Regions from separate parts of the Homo sapiens genome. Here all the other regions are linked to region 2. Evidence: chromatin contacts called from ENCODE Hi-C or POLR2A ChIA-PET data. All regions are on one chromosome and are shown on one strand. The core of a region is the stretch at or near the end of the contact, and the rest is flanking DNA. Distances in the headings are between cores, read along the strand shown. Region 1 overlaps LPAR4 (lysophosphatidic acid receptor 4). Region 2 holds the start of TAF9B (TATA-box binding protein associated factor 9b). Region 3 holds the start of RTL3 (retrotransposon Gag like 3).

The links. Hi-C counts contacts between places; a loop is a spot of excess contacts on that map. ChIA-PET counts read pairs that join two places held with the same protein, here RNA polymerase II (POLR2A). Pooled maps may share reads with other maps.
Region 1: a map of B cell shows a loop between it and region 2 (7-fold over the local background). The contact joins the enhancer-like site here to the promoter of TAF9B in region 2. A Hi-C loop is called at or near these places in 1 of 168 maps with a recorded cell type or tissue (B cell), 10 of 37 single-sample maps with no recorded cell type and 5 of 50 pooled maps. POLR2A ChIA-PET finds 5 or more read pairs at or near these places in 2 of 52 experiments (A673 and activated CD4-positive, alpha-beta T cell).
Region 3: a loop to region 2 is called in a pooled map, with 2.8 times the contacts of the local background. The contact joins the promoter of RTL3 here to the promoter of TAF9B in region 2. A Hi-C loop is called at or near these places in 9 of 50 pooled maps.

What each region holds. Positions count from the first base shown.
Region 1 is chrX:78,753,689-78,756,388 of GRCh38, reverse strand. It overlaps LPAR4 (lysophosphatidic acid receptor 4), which reads right to left. Exons shown (of 5, transcript NM_001278000.3): 5 at 1-1,598. The coding sequence starts at 1,519. The coding sequence ends at 407. Among named protein-coding and RNA genes, the nearest start is that of LPAR4, 7.3 kb to the right of the region's middle. Within about 2 kb of position 1,333, at least 2 of the 41 ENCODE cell types and tissues checked have a DNase peak (open chromatin) inside an H3K27ac peak, as active enhancers do; they include B cell, where a contact is called at or near this core.
Region 2 is chrX:78,138,225-78,140,924 of GRCh38, reverse strand. TAF9B (TATA-box binding protein associated factor 9b) reads left to right here and starts at 1,275. Exons shown (of 7, transcript NM_015975.5): 1 at 1,275-1,364; 2 at 2,001-2,082. The coding sequence starts at 1,314. RefSeq lists an enhancer at 1,277-1,586.
Region 3 is chrX:78,658,078-78,660,777 of GRCh38, reverse strand. RTL3 (retrotransposon Gag like 3) reads left to right here and starts at 1,450. Exons shown (of 2, transcript NM_152694.3): 1 at 1,450-1,517; 2 at 2,130-2,700. The coding sequence starts at 2,358. All of the region lies in intron 1 of LOC107985670 (a long non-coding RNA gene), which reads right to left.

The DNA of each region.
Region 1 (2,700 bases), core at 84-2,583, 620 kb before region 2:
AACTAGCATATATCAGTAGTAACACAATTTTTTAAAAATCCCTGAATTTGTTCTATATTTATAGGCCCAACCTAATTACCAAATATCATTGGAATAGAAATACCTTTTTGAAAGTTTCAAAGTCATCTCTATATTATCAAATGCCACTAGCCACCTGGATAATGCGATACAATGAAATTCCAACCAAGCAGAAGAGTTTGGCAATCCATCTTGGTTGTTGTAATTAGATTTGACCTATAATTACTGAACAAAACAGCAATAAAAACTCTACAGTATACCTTCAAACAAATGTATCTGACTGGATTTGGTGCATTATTCTCAGTATCATTAGCTTCAAATCTTTAGTTTATAGCATAGGAAAAATTATAGGAGAAACCATATCTGGACCTGAACACATTTCTCATACCTAAAAGGTGGATTCTAGCATTAATTCACCACCATTATTTGTTGTTTGATCACTCACTTCCTCTTGAATAGCTGGAAGGGAAGGCTTTGTGGTCAAAGGTGTTTCAGTCTTAAACAGGGACTCCATTCTGATGTGGGCATTGATGTAGAAGGACTTCTGAAAGGATTCAAGGGTGAAGTAATAGATGAAAGGGTCAAAACAACAGTTCAGAGTTGCAAGGCACAAGGTGATTGGGTACATGATCTTTGCAAATCTTTCCAAAAAGCAATTAGTAATAGCTTGGGAGCGCACCAGGGCATACAAGAAGAGGACAGAGTTGTAGGGTACAAAGCATACCACAAAGACTGCCATATGTACTGTGATCATTTTCAGTACTTTTTTCTTATTGGTCCCAATTTGAGACAGAGTAGCAGGCTTGCGAAGAGTTCTCAGCACCACAGAAGAGCAAGAGACATTCAATATTAGAGGAATGATAAACCCAACAACTTCAATAAATATTGTGATCTTGGATAAATAAGTCTTCCAGACACGTTTGGAGAAGCCTTCAAAGCAGGTGGTGGTTGCATTGTTGACATTAGTGGTGGAAAACAAAGAGGCTGAAATACCGCCACTGAGGACTAGGATCCAGACACCAGCACACACAATGGCAGAATTCCTCCTAGTCCTAATAGTACGAGATCGAAAAGGATAGACAATGGCCAGGAAACGATCCACACTAATACAGGTGAGAAAGAGCATGCTCCCATAGATGTTGGTAAGGAATGCAGTTCCAGAGATCTTGCAGAGGGTGTCACCAAAAGGCCAGTGGCGGTTGAAGTTGTAAAATATTTTAAAAGGTAGTGTACAGACAAAAAGCAAATCAGAGACAGCTAGATTGGTGATAAAAATAGCAGTCTCACTTCTCATTTTCATGCGGAAACAGAAGACAAACAGAGAGACACTGTTGGTTATCAGACCCAAGATGAATACAACACTGTAGACAGCACCATTGAGATTATACTTGAAGGAATCATCAACAATGCAAGTATTATTGGCAGTAGCATTGCCCAACCTGGGTCTGAGGCTTGAATTTGAATCTTGGAATTGGAAGTCAATGAATCTTCTGTCACCCATGGACTTTTTTTTCAGGAGGCCTGCTGGCTGCAGGGGTTCACCACTCTGACACTATGGACCGGTAGGAAATATTTTCCTCCTATGAGAGACAAGATGGAACAAATAATCAAATTTGCCTTCCATCCATGATTTCTGTGTAATAAGATATTCTGTCCACCCAGATTGGAAGAAAACATGCACATTCCATTTGGTTTGACAAGTATTTTTTGAACATCTATTATATATTTAAAGGTACTACAAGAGTATGTTGCAGGAGCAGGAAAGCTCACACTCAATACAATAAGTGCAATACTATAGCATTGCAAATGTAACTAAGGTGTAGGTCACTCAAGAGTCCAAAAATATAAAATGATAGTTAAAACAGCATTTATGGGACTGCAAAACCTCTAACATTAAAGTCAGGCTTTATTCACTATGATCGGCTTGAACTTATCTTCTACAATAAGTACTGCCAGTATAATTATTTTATTTGGAAAATGCTTTTATAATGGAAGGCTTTTCCCTTCTGCCCAGAGTCCCTCCAGTCTGCCCACTAGTGATCCTTTTACACAGCATGATTCTAGCTCACTGGCTATATATTATTTTGTGAGTCTCAAGTTGATACATTTCAAATAGATCTCCCCAGTTTTCCATTCAGATTTTTTATGATTTCAATCATTTTATTTTTTATTTGCATTATGTTTAACTGACAAATCATAATTGAACTACATTTATGTAAGTACGAGGCGATGTTTTAATATATGTATACTACATGAGGTGATTATGTCAAGCTAATTAACACATCCATCCCCTCACTTCAGTTTTATGTTTCCAGGAACATATATATTACACCCACAGCAAGCAGCCTGCAAATGCCTGGCACTTCTGCTCTGCTGCTCTGAGTAATCAAACTTTGTGGGAGAGAAAGGACAGACAAGAAAACATTACATTCTCAATCCTGAAGAGAGGGCATGGGAAAACTGCCACTGTGGCCCTATTCATAGCTCCCATTGCTTGAACACACAACCACCTTTGCCGTCTAGAAGTGAGGGTGTGGCGCTGGGACTTAACACAGCATTAGAAGCAAGGAGTTCTATTTCTGACTCAGACACTGGTTCACTCTGTAACTTGGCTATACTCTCTCTCTTCCTTGTATAAACTTTACCTCTAAGCCTCACAGCTAAAGCTAGGAAGATTCAATA
Region 2 (2,700 bases), core at 26-2,525:
GGACCCGCTAAGCCTGGGAAATTAGTATGTATTTGTGTAAGTGTTTGTGAGGAGAGCCACTGGAGGGTTTTAAGGAAAATAATGATTGGATTTATGACTGAAAGGTCCGTCTAGCTGTGTAAGGAATGTGGGGGGACACTATTTGGGGAGCATATTTCTGTAATCTTGGTAAGGATGTTGGCTTGGACTCGTTAGCATAGTAGCACTGGATGGAGATGTGGAGACATGGATAGAACTTTGGGAGGTCACCCGGACAAGACTTGTTGCTAGGTTGAGTGTGGATTGTGAGGGAAAGCGCCAACATGGCTGCCTGCTCCGTTTCTGGCCTGGGTGAGTCACGGTTCCTGTTCCTGAGGGAGAATCCTAGGGCGTTGGTGGATGTGGAGGGTAAGAATGAGTTATCTGCGACATTTTAAGCCAGAGATAGTTAACTGATGCACATTTTTTGAAAGTCACTGGGGCTGGATGGTAGGTTCTCACGAAAAGTCATTCGGGCTGTTCTGTGGGTGAGGGGCTGGGAAGGGTGTAACTGGGAGGCAAGGAAGGGTCCTGTGTTGGCCTCAGCGGGGAGACAGGAAGCTGCTCCAGGGCCAAGAGAGGCTAGAGGGTCTCTAACGGGCCGAGTGAAGGCTTTAGTTTTTCATCAGTGTGAAATGGGCAGCCACGGTAGGGCTTTGAGTGTGACAAGGGCTGACCAAAGTCTTGCTGTGGGGAGAGCAAGCTATTGGGTAGGATTGTCAGATTTAGCTAATAAAAATCCAGGACACCCGGTTAAATATGAATATCAGAACAATTATTTCGTAGCATAAGTATGGCCTGTGCAAATCTGGGATATACTTATACTAAAAATGTATTCCTTGTTGATGTGACATTCAAACGTAACGGGTCCAACTGTGTTGGACCAAGCAGCCCTAACACCGACTGGGTCTGGAATTCCGGGAGGCCGAAAGGGGCAAAGGTGGTAGCCGTGGAGGTGTGAGGAGGGACCCCCGCAAAGGTGAGGTTGGCCCACTTGGTGCCCTTTGCCGGGAAACAACTCTGGGAAGTCGAGCTTCTCGGCCCCTCTACTTCTTTCAGGCCCCAGCAGGCTCCATGGGGAAGGATTACCTGCCTCTTCCAATACTGAACTCGGGCACCCCAGCGCGTCTCTTCCCCTGGCCAGCGGCTTGCTGAAACTCCCGCCCCCGGCGGCTGGCACGTAACCCCGCCTTCCGTTTCCCTCCTCCCGCTCCCCGCAGGGGTGGAGCCTGAGCGAGGAGCCCGCGAGCTCTCCTCTCTCCTCTGTCTCCGCGGATGACGAGTGGCTGGATAACATGGAGTCGGGCAAGATGGCGCCTCCCAAGAACGCTCCGAGAGATGCCTTGGTAAGTGCGAAGGATAAGCCGCGGATCGCGAAGCCAGGTGCAGCCAGGGACCTGCGAGGCGGGGCCACGCTGAGGGCCTGAGGGTCGGCTCGCACGCTCGTTTCAGTCTAGTCAGGGCCGTCAGGAGGAGAGGGTGATGGGGATGCGCCCTGGCCCCCGGGCCCCTATCTCGCCGCTTGGGCCAAGTCTTGCCAGAGGGTCGCGGTCCAGTGGAGCTTGCGGAACGGCTGCCCAGCTTTGTGTCCTGGGCTTCGGGCCCCTGCCTCCCCCTCGTCTCTAGCTATCTGCCAGCCCTGACTCCGCGTCCAGGGTTCTGATGCTACCTTAACCCGCCGCCACAGCCAAAAATGACAACCAGCTGGAGCTACTTACCTCTGCTGGAGAAGCCAAATTCTGTCTTCTCTTTGCCCCACACCCCGCCCCCAACCCCGCCAAAAAATAAAAATAAAAGTTTTCTGCAAAAGCGTACTATGCGATTTCGTGTGATCACTGACTCACTTGGGAGGGCAAGGGTGAGTAGGACTTTGGAGCCCAAAGAAGGGGAACCTTGTATCATAAATATAAATACTACCCTTCAGTGCAGCCTTGATTTCCAGTACCAAATTCTGCATCTGGTGTTTTTATTTGAATCCACAGGTGATGGCACAGATCCTGAAGGATATGGGAATCACAGAGTATGAACCAAGGGTTATAAATCAAATGTTGGAATTTGCTTTCCGTAAGTTAATGAAACACCAAAAACTTGCCTAACTTGTGAACTTGAAAAGATATTTTTATTGTAAGAACATTTTCTTTTATTTTCTTTTTTGAGACAGGGACTCGCTGTTGCCCAGGCTAGAAGGCAGTGGCGCGATCTTGGCTCACTGCGGCCTCCGCCTCCTGGGTTCAAGCGATTCTTGTGCCTCAGCCTCCCGAGCTGGGACTACAGGCACTTGCCACCACGCCCGGCTAAGTGTTGTATTATTAGTAGAAAGGGAGTTTCGCCATATTGCCCAGGCTGGCCTCGAACTACTGACTCAAGTGATCCCCCCATCTCGGCCTCCCAAAGTGTTGGGATTACAGGCGTGAGCCACCGCACCCAGCCTTGTAAGAACATTTTCAACCAAATTATGTTAACAGTATCATAGAATTCAGCCTAAAGAACGAAAGGAGCTCAAGCTAGGGGACAGTAGTATTCACACTGTGATATCTGTTTAAAACTGATCATATAGACAGGACAATTACTTATTAAAATCAGCATTTAGGCTGAGCACAGTAGCTTACACCTGTAATCTCAGCACTTCGGGAGGCTGTCGCGGGGAGGCCAGGAGTTTCCTGGGCAACATAGCGAGACCCT
Region 3 (2,700 bases), core at 201-2,700, 520 kb before region 2:
ACTAGCTGGTTTGTGTAAGTATGAATCCAAACCATTAAAACTGGATTAAATTATATGCAAAATCATTTCTTAAGAATGGACAAAGAGGTATAACATATGCTATAAATATTTCTCTGATTTTTTTAAATTGAAATACTCTTTATTAAATTTCAACTTGATGTCCAGTATTGAACCTTCAAACTCATTGTTACAGAAATTGCTAAACATTAGGAAAGAGTTTCAATTAATAGTTGTTCCCTAACTAAGCCCGTTACAAATTCAGGTGTTGGAAGTTCTCTTTTCTTTCTGGATAAAATAAATGTTAACTGTGTGTTTTGGCTTCTTGGAGGGCAGGAAGGCTTCAGTTATCTGAAAACTTCACATAAATAGATCACATCATCCCTGATGATGGTGGTATTTTTATATGTGTGGTGTTTCTAGAAAAATAAAACTTTGAAAGGTAAGGAAAGAATAAACTCGATTTGCAAAAGATTTTGTTTTTACTTTCAAAGCTTCTGCATTCGGATTCAGGTAGCCCAGTCTGTCAATTTGCTATGTTTTGGGCCTATTCCATCACTAGGGTTTATCCCATTATGCTGACTAATGCAGAACTGACCATTTGTGAAGGAGACATGGGACTGTGGTTGACATGATGTGTGATTTGAAATGGCCAAATGCAAACCTCAACCCCACTCCTTACTTGGATAAAAATAGTTGCCCCTAAGCCTTGCCTAAAATGGCCACATAGCCCATACCCAAGGCATAACTGTGATCTGGCATGAGAAGAGAAAGTGAGATTCTGAGCAGGGTTACTTCCCAAGAGGCCAGTCTTTAGTGAATGTCCTGAGTGCTACCTGGAGCACCTGATCAGTTCAGGGAAGCATGAGATCTTTGGTCCAGGACATTCAGAAAGAGCCAGGGACTCTGTAAGACTGCTATAAGTACCCACCAACACAATTGGTCTCCCTGACATTTGTACCCTTTTATACCTTTTCTAGATCTGTCTGTGGCAAATTTTCCAAGAAAACATTGCAAGGAAAAACCCTAGGGACTGAATAGGTAGTAAGCAAGGGAAGGGGCTGAGGGTTTGCAGGCTGTTCCCTGAGTGAGAAGTAAACAAATGGCCCAATTTGGACAGAGTAAGAATAGGTTAGATGAGACAGACATAAAAAATCACATCCCAAACCACTGTGGTCATTCAAAAATGTTTGCAACTTTTCACAAGGGCAGTGGTATTACTCACAATTTCCTGGCCAAATATTCATTAAAGTAACCAAGGACTGAGTACATGAAGCTGCTTCACATCAGCACAGCATCCTACTTTCCTTGCAGCTCTGAACTGTGAGGTACTGTCAAAAAACTCTTCCACACTTTAAAAAGCTATGTTACAGAGGAAAGTTGGAATGTGTTCTGGGAGTGGGTGTGTTTGCTTGAGTTCAGTGTGTGCAGAAAAGGCAAGCCTCCACAGCCATTTACACATTTCCCTCCTCAGCAATGGGTACACAGACAGCCAAGCTCCTGGACTAAGTCTCTGAATGGTAACGTACATTTATAAAGATTATTTTCTTAACTATTTTGAGGTATTTTATAAATAATATGCATGTGTCTTCTGAGGGCATATATATATATATATATATATATTTAGTCGACTTTTGCTTGTTTTCTCCTGAGGCTGGTCTTGTGTGGTTACTTATGTGGTATGATTTCTGAGGTGTCAGAAAGAGCTCCCTCCTACTTCCTACCACCCTAGTCACCCAAAAATATCTCTTGGGCTGGCCCACCGCAGAGCCTAAAATTCCCACATTGCTCAAACATTTGATTTAGTCACTGAAAGCAGCTGTTAAAATCCAAATGTTACATTGGGATATTAGGCAGATATTCAAGATTAAAGACTATATAAAACAGAAAATAATATTAAAAAGTTGCTTTTGATATAATGTTAAGTTTCAAAGGATAAATGCAAAATGACATGTGCAGTTTGGGACAGATGCTGTTCTTAAAATGTCGTGGAGTCAGATCCAGCATATATACCCCAGCTCATGAACATAAGCCTATGGTAAAAGAAACCCAGCATTGTTGGGCAGATTTTGTTTTATGTTGAATGTGTGCTTTCCACAGTTTCTGATCCTCAGCTCCCACTCTCTTCGCAGTGTATCTGACACTTCCCCTTACTGAGCTCCGGAGGCTCCTTCTTGCCGAGCTCCGGAGGCTCCCAGTGACCTCTTGATAATCAGCCTTGGCGGGGCCCAAATACCACCCCTTGGAAAACTCACTGAGCCTGACATCTGCCTGTAAGCAGCTTTCAGGAAGGATCTCACAAACACCCACCCAATCTCTCTTGGTAGCAAATTGTCAAATCATACCCATTTCCTCAAAAGATGGTGGAGGACTTAGCAGCCTCCTATATTGTTCTGAAATTGGAGAATGAAATTCGGCAGGCTCAAGTGCAGTGGCTGATGGAAGAAAATGCTGCTCTCCAGGCCCAGATCCCAGAGCTTCAGAAGTCCCAAGCAGCCAAGGAGTATGATCTACTCCGAAAGTCCTCAGAGGCCAAGGAGCCCCAGAAGCTCCCAGAGCACATGAATCCCCCAGCAGCCTGGGAGGCCCAAAAGACCCCAGAGTTCAAGGAACCCCAGAAGCCACCAGAGCCACAGGATCTTCTACCCTGGGAACCCCCAGCAGCCTGGGAACTCCAGGAGGCCCCAGCAGCCCCAGAGTCCC